3 separate regions of the Homo sapiens genome follow, and all the other regions are linked to region 1. Evidence: chromatin loops called from intact Hi-C (ENCODE). Cell type or tissue: dorsolateral prefrontal cortex. All regions are shown on one strand.

Evidence for each region. A loop is a pair of places that touch in the nucleus more often than their neighbours do. Peaks named below come from ENCODE experiments on the same cell type or tissue, not always from the same donor. Only the 100,000 strongest peaks of a DNase experiment are listed, where the experiment ranks them.
Region 2: it touches region 1 in a loop (3-fold over the local background); 84 of 110 quality-filtered maps call a loop at or near these places.
Region 3: it touches region 1 in a loop (10-fold over the local background); 5 of 110 quality-filtered maps call a loop at or near these places.

The regions. Positions count from the first base shown.
Region 1 is chr17:35,118,881-35,121,380 of GRCh38, forward strand. It overlaps RAD51D (RAD51 paralog D), which reads right to left and starts at 980. Exons shown (of 10, transcript NM_002878.4): 1 at 652-980; 2 at 231-292. The coding sequence starts at 733. It overlaps RAD51L3-RFFL (RAD51L3-RFFL readthrough), which reads right to left. Exons shown (of 7, transcript NR_037714.1): 1 at 2,411-2,500. RefSeq lists a silencer at 843-1,042 and an enhancer at 1,253-1,312. In dorsolateral prefrontal cortex, CTCF peaks have their summits at 1,017 (motif pointing left) and 1,223; a DNase peak (open chromatin) is centred at 951; H3K4me3 peaks cover 1,628 bases; H3K27ac peaks cover 1,531 bases.
Region 2 is chr17:34,418,979-34,421,478 of GRCh38, forward strand. No RefSeq gene overlaps it. Among named protein-coding and RNA genes, the nearest start is that of CCL1, 57 kb to the left of the region's middle. In dorsolateral prefrontal cortex, CTCF peaks have their summits at 1,491 (motif pointing right) and 1,690; a DNase peak (open chromatin) is centred at 1,493.
Region 3 is chr17:34,198,820-34,201,319 of GRCh38, forward strand. No RefSeq gene overlaps it. Among named protein-coding and RNA genes, the nearest start is that of LINC01989, 16 kb to the left of the region's middle. In dorsolateral prefrontal cortex, CTCF peaks have their summits at 1,308 (motif pointing right) and 1,534; a DNase peak (open chromatin) is centred at 1,292.

The sequences.
Region 1 (2,500 bases):
TGTAGGCGTGGGCCACCACACCCAGCTAATTTTTGTATTTTTAGTAGGGACAGGGTTTCACCATGTTGGCCTGGATGGTCTCGAACTCCTGACTTCTGACTCCAAGTGACCCACCCGCCTCGGCCTCCCAAAGTGCTGGGATTACAGGCATGAGCCACCGCGCCCAGCTGGCTTGGGATGGACTTTTTAAAAAGACACTCAGGTTTGGAATGTGGAGATCAGGAGCTCACCTTGTAAGACAAGCCACATTTCTGAGCTACCTCTTCCAGGTCTGCAGAAACCAGGTCCACCACTGAAAACAAAACACGTATAGCGGATTGGCAGAGAGGACTGGGGCCTCCCACACTTGGTTTTTCCTCATCTGTCAAATGGGGTGTCAATTCTACCCCCCGGCAGGCCGTCTCAGGAGGCCAGTGTGAAATAACAAAGCTGCAGGAGCCGGCGCGGTGCCCTGCACACAGTAGGAATCTCTACCCTGTTTTAGAGCTTGGCTCCCCACGCCCACCCTTCCTGAGCCTCTCCAGAAGCGCGGCCCTCTAGGAATGGAGGGGAAGCGCCCTGCAGGTATGCCAGGGCAGTGCGCCAGCCCTCGGGGCCTGCCCAGGTTGTGCGAGGCCCGCGCGGCTCCCTGGCACGCGCACACCCGGTCACCTGTCTTGATCCTGTGGCTCCTGAGAAGCTGGATCATCTCCTCGGTAAGGCCAGGGCACAGTCCGACCCTGAGCACGCCCATGTTCCCCGCAGGCCGGAACAGCCCCAGGGGGACTGCACGTCACGTGGGCATTCGCGGGGGGTCCTCTCCAGACGCCCCTCCCCTACCCCTTCCTAGAGAGGACACAGGCGCGCTGGCTGCCGGAGGAGAAAGGAGAGAGGAGGAGGCGGCACCAAGGGTAGGGCTGGGGGTCATCCGCCCGCCCGGGATCCGCCGGGATTCCCGCGCCCAGAGCCCGCCCGCCGGGTCGCGCCGCGCTGCCGCTTCCGGGTTCCAGGCTGGCGCGCGGCGAGGACCTGGCCTGCAGCGCCATCTGCGGGCCGCACGGGGCAGAGCCGCTGCGCCCCTCTCCACCGCCTGCACAGGTTCCCGAGTCCCACGACCCCCTCCGCGCTCAACACGCCACCCGCGGCCACATTCGGCCTCTACCTTCTGCCGCAACACACACACCGACCTTCTAAAGAGCCTTCTGTGCGCCAGCTTCCGTTCCAAACGGAACGGATCTCCGCTGGAGACAAAATGCGACACAAGACGACCCGCCCTTACCCCCAGGGAGCTTACTGTGAGCAAGGGAAAGACAGACAATGAAAAGGAATCGCAGAAATCACATCATTACAGATTATACGACAGGTGTCAAGAAGCAGCAAAGCATCCAGAGGGCACCTGCGTCTATTTTTCAAAAGTTTGTTTTGTTTTGGTTGAGACAGGGTCTCGATCGGCCGCCCAGGCTGGAGTGCCCTGGTGAGATCTCAGCTTTGCAGCCTCGACCTCCTGGGTTCAAGCGATCCTCCTGCCTCAGCCTCCTGAGTAGCTGGGACTACAGTCACGTGCCACCTTGCCCAGCTAATTTTTGTATTTTTTGTAGAGGTTTCGCCTCTACAAAATGGGGTTACACCATGTTGCCCACACAGGTCTCGAACTACTGGGCTCAAACAATCCTCCTGCCTTGGTCTCCCGAAGTGCGGGGATTACAGGTGTGAGCCACCGTGCCCGGCCTCTATTTTTTATTTTATTTTTTATTTTTTTTAAGGGCAAGAAACCTTGGTTATATAGAACACACACAAAAAGATATGATTTGGTATTTTTAAATGTCCTTTGCTTTGCCTCATCCATAGGAAGAAATAAAACTTTACATGGTTATCTCATCACAAATCTGTGAGGGAGGCGCTATTTTTTATCCCTGTTTCACCAATGAAGAAACTGAGGTTCAGTGAGGTTAAATCACTTGCCAAAGGTCACCCAGCTAGGCGGCACAGGGCTGGACTTCACATCCACATCTGACTCTGCAAAGCCAGTGCTTTCTAACAGCCCCCCTCCCCACCCCTGAAGCTGTGTACATGTTTTCCTACTGTAAGGTGGTTTCTCTGAGAGCAGAGATCATGTGTGGCCCATCTCTGTATCCCACTGCAACTGCCACCATTGTCACTCCACACAGGAAAGTACTTGGGAGTGTGGGTGTGGCACATTTAGAATTCTAGCAGTGAAGTCTGATCATATGTGAGCCATGAACCCCTATGAACCATGTGGGCTTTCCCTTTCACTAACCGACTGGGCACAGTGGAGTCTGCAGCCTATGGTTTCAGGATAGAGAGCCTTAGCTTCTACGGACAAAGTTTCCCTCCCCAGCAGACACTTTCCAATACTGCCTATCTCTCAGGGCCACACCACCATCCTCTACATCCCACGCCCATCTCTCACCATCCTTATTCTCCTTCCCAGGGCAGTGCGGAAGGACACAGGTGTCAGGCATTTTGAGATCTTCAGAGAAGGGCAGGGCTGCCATCACCA
Region 2 (2,500 bases), 700 kb before region 1:
TCCAATACAGTCCATAGATTTCAGCAGTGGTCTTGATGACCCATGCCCCGAAGCACTGCCTTCTCTAAGTGGATAGACTTGTTCTCATTTCATTAAAGACCCAGGTCCTGGGAAGAGAAAGTGGCCCCTACTAGCTGATCACTGAGGCACTGAGTCATGACAATCTGGCTGCAGAATCCACTCCTCAAGGGGGTTCAGGATTAGAATGTGCAAGAACATAGGAGGTGAGAGCCTGAGAGGCCTTTGGAGACAATCTGGTCCACCTGCTCCTGGGACAGATGGAGAAACCAAAGCCAGAAAGAGCTGTGATGTGCCCTAGGTCACATAGCTGTCAGCAGCAGAGTTCAGACAGAAGCCCATCCTCCTGCCTGACCCCTACCCCTGGCTTGTGCACACAACCCAATCATTACCTCTGTCTGAGAGGGTAGGAGGAGGAAGGCCCAGCAGAGGCCCAGAGAGGCCAGATCATCTCTCCAGGCCTCCGTGCCTTGGAAGGGAGAGTTCTCGTGTCTCCTTATCCCTACCCATAGCCCTTGGCCCTATTGTCTCCAGTGCTTCCTGAAGACTGGGATTATGGGAGGCAAAGCACTGGGCGGGTTGCTCTAGACATCTGCCCCTGGGTCTTTATGGCAGCCTCTCCTCTGGCCTCTCTGAGGCAAGACTATTCTTCCTCATCCTGTTTGCCCGGAGCCTGCCGGGCACAAGGTGGCCATAGATTCTATCTTCCAAACTGGGACACATTGAAGCCCAGAGGGGACTCAATGAATAGTTATGCGGGAACACCTTGTGTAAACTGAGGCTGCCCCAGATACACCTGGACCTGTGCTTTTCCTGGCCAAGCCAGGTTCTTTTGTGACATGATTTGAGTAATGTTTCCATCATCTATTTTTTCATCCCTCTTCTTTCTACCTGGCTAATCTCTACTCGTCCTTCAAGACAAGTTGAAACCTCACAGTTTCTAAGAATTATAGCCTTCCTTACGGCCCAAAAACAAGTTTAATTCCTTTTGCCTCTGCATCCAAACGGCTTGGCTAATACCTTTATTATAGCACCTGACACCTTTTCTTGGATCACAGCTTCTCAACCCTGGCACTTATTGACATTTTGGGCCAGATAATTCCTTGTTGCAGGAAGATGTCCTGCGCATCACAGAATCTTTTGTAACATTCCTGGCCTCTACCCACCAGATGCCAGTAGCAACCCACCCTACCCCCATCTGATTGTAACAACTGAAAAAATGTCTCCAGATACTAACCAAATCATCCCCAGCTGAGAGCCACTGTCTAAATGTTGTGTTTGTGCGTCTTTTTTTACACTATGTGGTGATTTCTGAGAGAGTATTTTATCATCTTCTGTGCTTGTCAGTTCCCAGCACATAGTAGGTGCTTAGTAGAAACTGTCTGCTGAATGAATGAGTGACTTGAACAAGAAGAAACGCAGAAAGGTGGCTAGGGTGCCAGCTCGGTTGGATGCATTCTCAGTCATGACCACTAGAGGGCAGAAAAGGCCTGCCAAAAGCACACAACGGAGTCCAGGAAAGAGGAGATCCCAATGCCAGAGCCAGGGGTCCTTGCCTGGCTCTTGGGGCTGCGGTGACAGGGCCACAGTCTCTCCTGCTAGTTCCTTGTCATCTCCCCGATCTATAAATATTGCTGTTCCCAGGGCTCAGTGCTCAGACCTATTCTCTATTTCCTATCTATTCTCCTTGTGTGTTCTCATCTAGGATCATGATTTTAAAAATCATCTACATGCTGATAACTCCCAAATTTATATATCTAGCCCACACATCTCTTAAATGCCATACATGTATTTCAATCACCTACCTGAATCTCCATGTGAAGATCTAATTAATAGGCCTCTGAAGCTTAACACAGCCAAACTTGAACTCCTGGGATCCTTCCCTTCCCTCCTCCCCAAACTCACTCTATCCCAGTCCTTACCATCTCAGCAAATGGTGACTCCATCCTTCCAATGGTCCAGGCCTAAAACCTTGGCCTCACTTTTCCTCTCACTAACCTATATTCAGTCTGTCAGCAGATACTCCAGGCTCTACCTCTAACCCGCATGAGCATCTTATCTGCGCTAACACCTTGGTGCAGGCCACCATCATCTGTCACCTGGGCTATCTATGGCAGCAGCCTCCAAACTGATCCCCTGATTTCACCTCTTGCCCTTTGTCTATTCTCACGGCAGCTGAAGGAATCCTAAGCCATGAGGACTCTGGTCCTACCACTTCTCTAGTGAAGAGTCTGCTAATGGCTTCCATCTCTCTCAGACAATGACCAAAAATCTTACAAGGCCAACAGGGCCCACCATGCTCCACTCCCTCCATCATCGCCTCTCTGACATCTCCAACAACCCCCAGCCCACACCCCAGCATGCTGGTTCCCTCTTCCTCCAGACACGCCAGGCACAAGCCCGCTTCATGTTTATTCCTGATGTTCCATGGACCTTCCCCAGCTTCCCCTCCCAGCCCTGTTTCTTGGCTTATTTTCTTCCA
Region 3 (2,500 bases), 920 kb before region 1:
AAAAGAAGTTGCTACATTGGACCTTAACAACACTGAAAACTTCCCTTTGAAGACACTAATGTGAAATTGAAAAGACATGCCACACGATGGAGAAAATACATACATCTGACAAATGACTTATATTCAAAATATAAAAGGAATTCTTACAAGTCAATACTAAAGAGGGCAAAATAACTCTAATAGCCACTTCCTAAAAAGACACACAGATGATCAATAAGCACCTGAAAAAATGATCAGCATTGCTAATCATCAACAAATTGCAAGTTCAAACCACGATGTGATGTAACTTCATACATTAAAATAGCTAAAAGTTAAACAAAGAAAACTAGCAAGCTCTGGTGAGCATGTGGACAATCGGAATTCTTGTAGTAGGTACGTAAATGGCATAATTACTTTGGAAAAATGTTTGTCAGTTTCTTACACAGTTAAACATGCATCTACCTGCGACCCATCAATTTTACTTCTGGAAATTCGCCCAAGATAAATAAAAACCACACAAAGGACTCACAAAGTTCACCCAAAGACTTATACACAAACGTGCCTGCAGTTTTTTGCACCACAGCATAAATCTGGAAACAGTCAAAAAATCTATCAAGAGGATGGATAAATGAATTATGTATTTATTCACTGAAATACCACTTAACAATAGAAGAAAACAAACTGCGGATACCTACAAAAGCATGGATAAATTTCAAAAACAATTTGTTGTGCTAGAGAAGCTAGACACAAAAGAGTGTATACTGTACACTTCCGTTTATATAAAGTCCTTGAAAGGGCAAAACAAACTATAGCAAGAGAAGTCAGATCAAGGATTGCCTGGGGTAGGTAGGAAGTGGTGAAGATTGACTACCAAGCGCCATGAGAAAACTTTGTGGGATAACAGAAACGTTCAATATTTTGACTGGGGCGGTGGTTCCACGTGCATATACAGTTGTCAAAACTTATCAATGTGTACATTTAAAGAGCATGCGTTTTGTTGTGTGAAAATAAATTGTATGTGAATAAATGTGATTTTAAAAAATAATAAAGTTCTCCACATATTTCTTAGGTCCCTTAAAGAGTGAGCACTGCTTGTCAGTGCCAGAGCCTCTGTCTCATTAATCTTTTAATCGCAGTCTATACAATATCTGGCACTTGGTAAGTGCTCCCCAGGTAGAGTTTGAGAGAAGGTAGGTCGGGAGAGCACGCATTGTTGGAGGGGTGTGAGGAGGAACAGAACACAAGCAGGACTAGACAAATATGCTCTTCTGCTAGAAACCTCTTTCACCATAAGGTGGCAGCAGAGAGCACCTGGCAATGTCTTTACCTACTTAATCCAGCAGGTGACAGCAGACCCACACTAACCTCTACACGAAGTTGCATTTTCCCCTCTCTTTCCTACGGTTACCACAATCTCAGCCCAGCCACTCCGCCAGGCAGAAAAGGGAGACTTAAATGGAAAAGAATAAGAACATACCCATGATCCCCATATATGACGGGCACTGTTCTCCATGCTTAATAGGCAACATGTAATTATACTTAATGTAATATCCATGCTTAATAAACAGTATTTCATTTCCATGCCCATCCTTTATCATGGGTATGATTTTCTTTGTTGTAAAGACAAGTAAACAAAGCTTCAGAGAAGGAGAACATGTTCCTAATCACGGATCTAGAAGTGATAGCGATGGAGTTTGAGTCTGCTTTTTCTTTCCATGTCATCCTGTCCAAACCTATAGACCAAAATGATCCATACAGAGGTTATGTATTGGTGTTCACTGCAGCAGTGTTCTAACTGCTCATGTGCATTAGCTCATGTAATCTTCACAACGAGTTGAGGTAGGAACAGTTGTTATCCCTATTTATTTTATTTATTTATTTATTTATTTATTTATTGTGTTTTTGAAACAGTGTTACTCTGTCACCCACTCTGGAGTGCAGTGGTGCGACCATAGGTCACTGCATCCTCAAACTTCCAGGCTCAAGCAATCCTCCCACCTCAGCCTCCAGAGTAGCTAGGGCTACAGGTGTCAGCCATTGTGCCTAGCCTGGTTATCGCCATTTTAAAGGTAGGCAGTGACACTGAGACACTGATAGGTTAATGAACTTGTAAAGTTCACATCATTAGTAAAAGCTGCAGCTGCCACTGGAGTTCAGGGTCTGACCCTGAACCTTAATCCTTCACTGCAGAACTAGCTACCAAGTGACCACTTTGACGAGCCTTGAGGAAAAGGCGGAGGGGGCTTTAGCACACACTCAGCTAACGAAAGTGTGCCGGTTCATTTCCCACAGCTCCACACAAACTCCCAGGGGTAGTAAAGAATAGCTTCTCCCTCCTCTGTGTCCCTGAGAAGTCCCAGGGGCATTCAGAGATTTACTGTCATCCCTGTCCAACCCATAGGAGTCTTCTAAGACCCATGCTTCTTCACCCATCTAGCCAGCCAGCCTTTATTGAGTACCTACTGAATGCCAAGCCTTAATTATGAAAACACAGAGCCTTTCTTCAAAGAGCTTTCATACT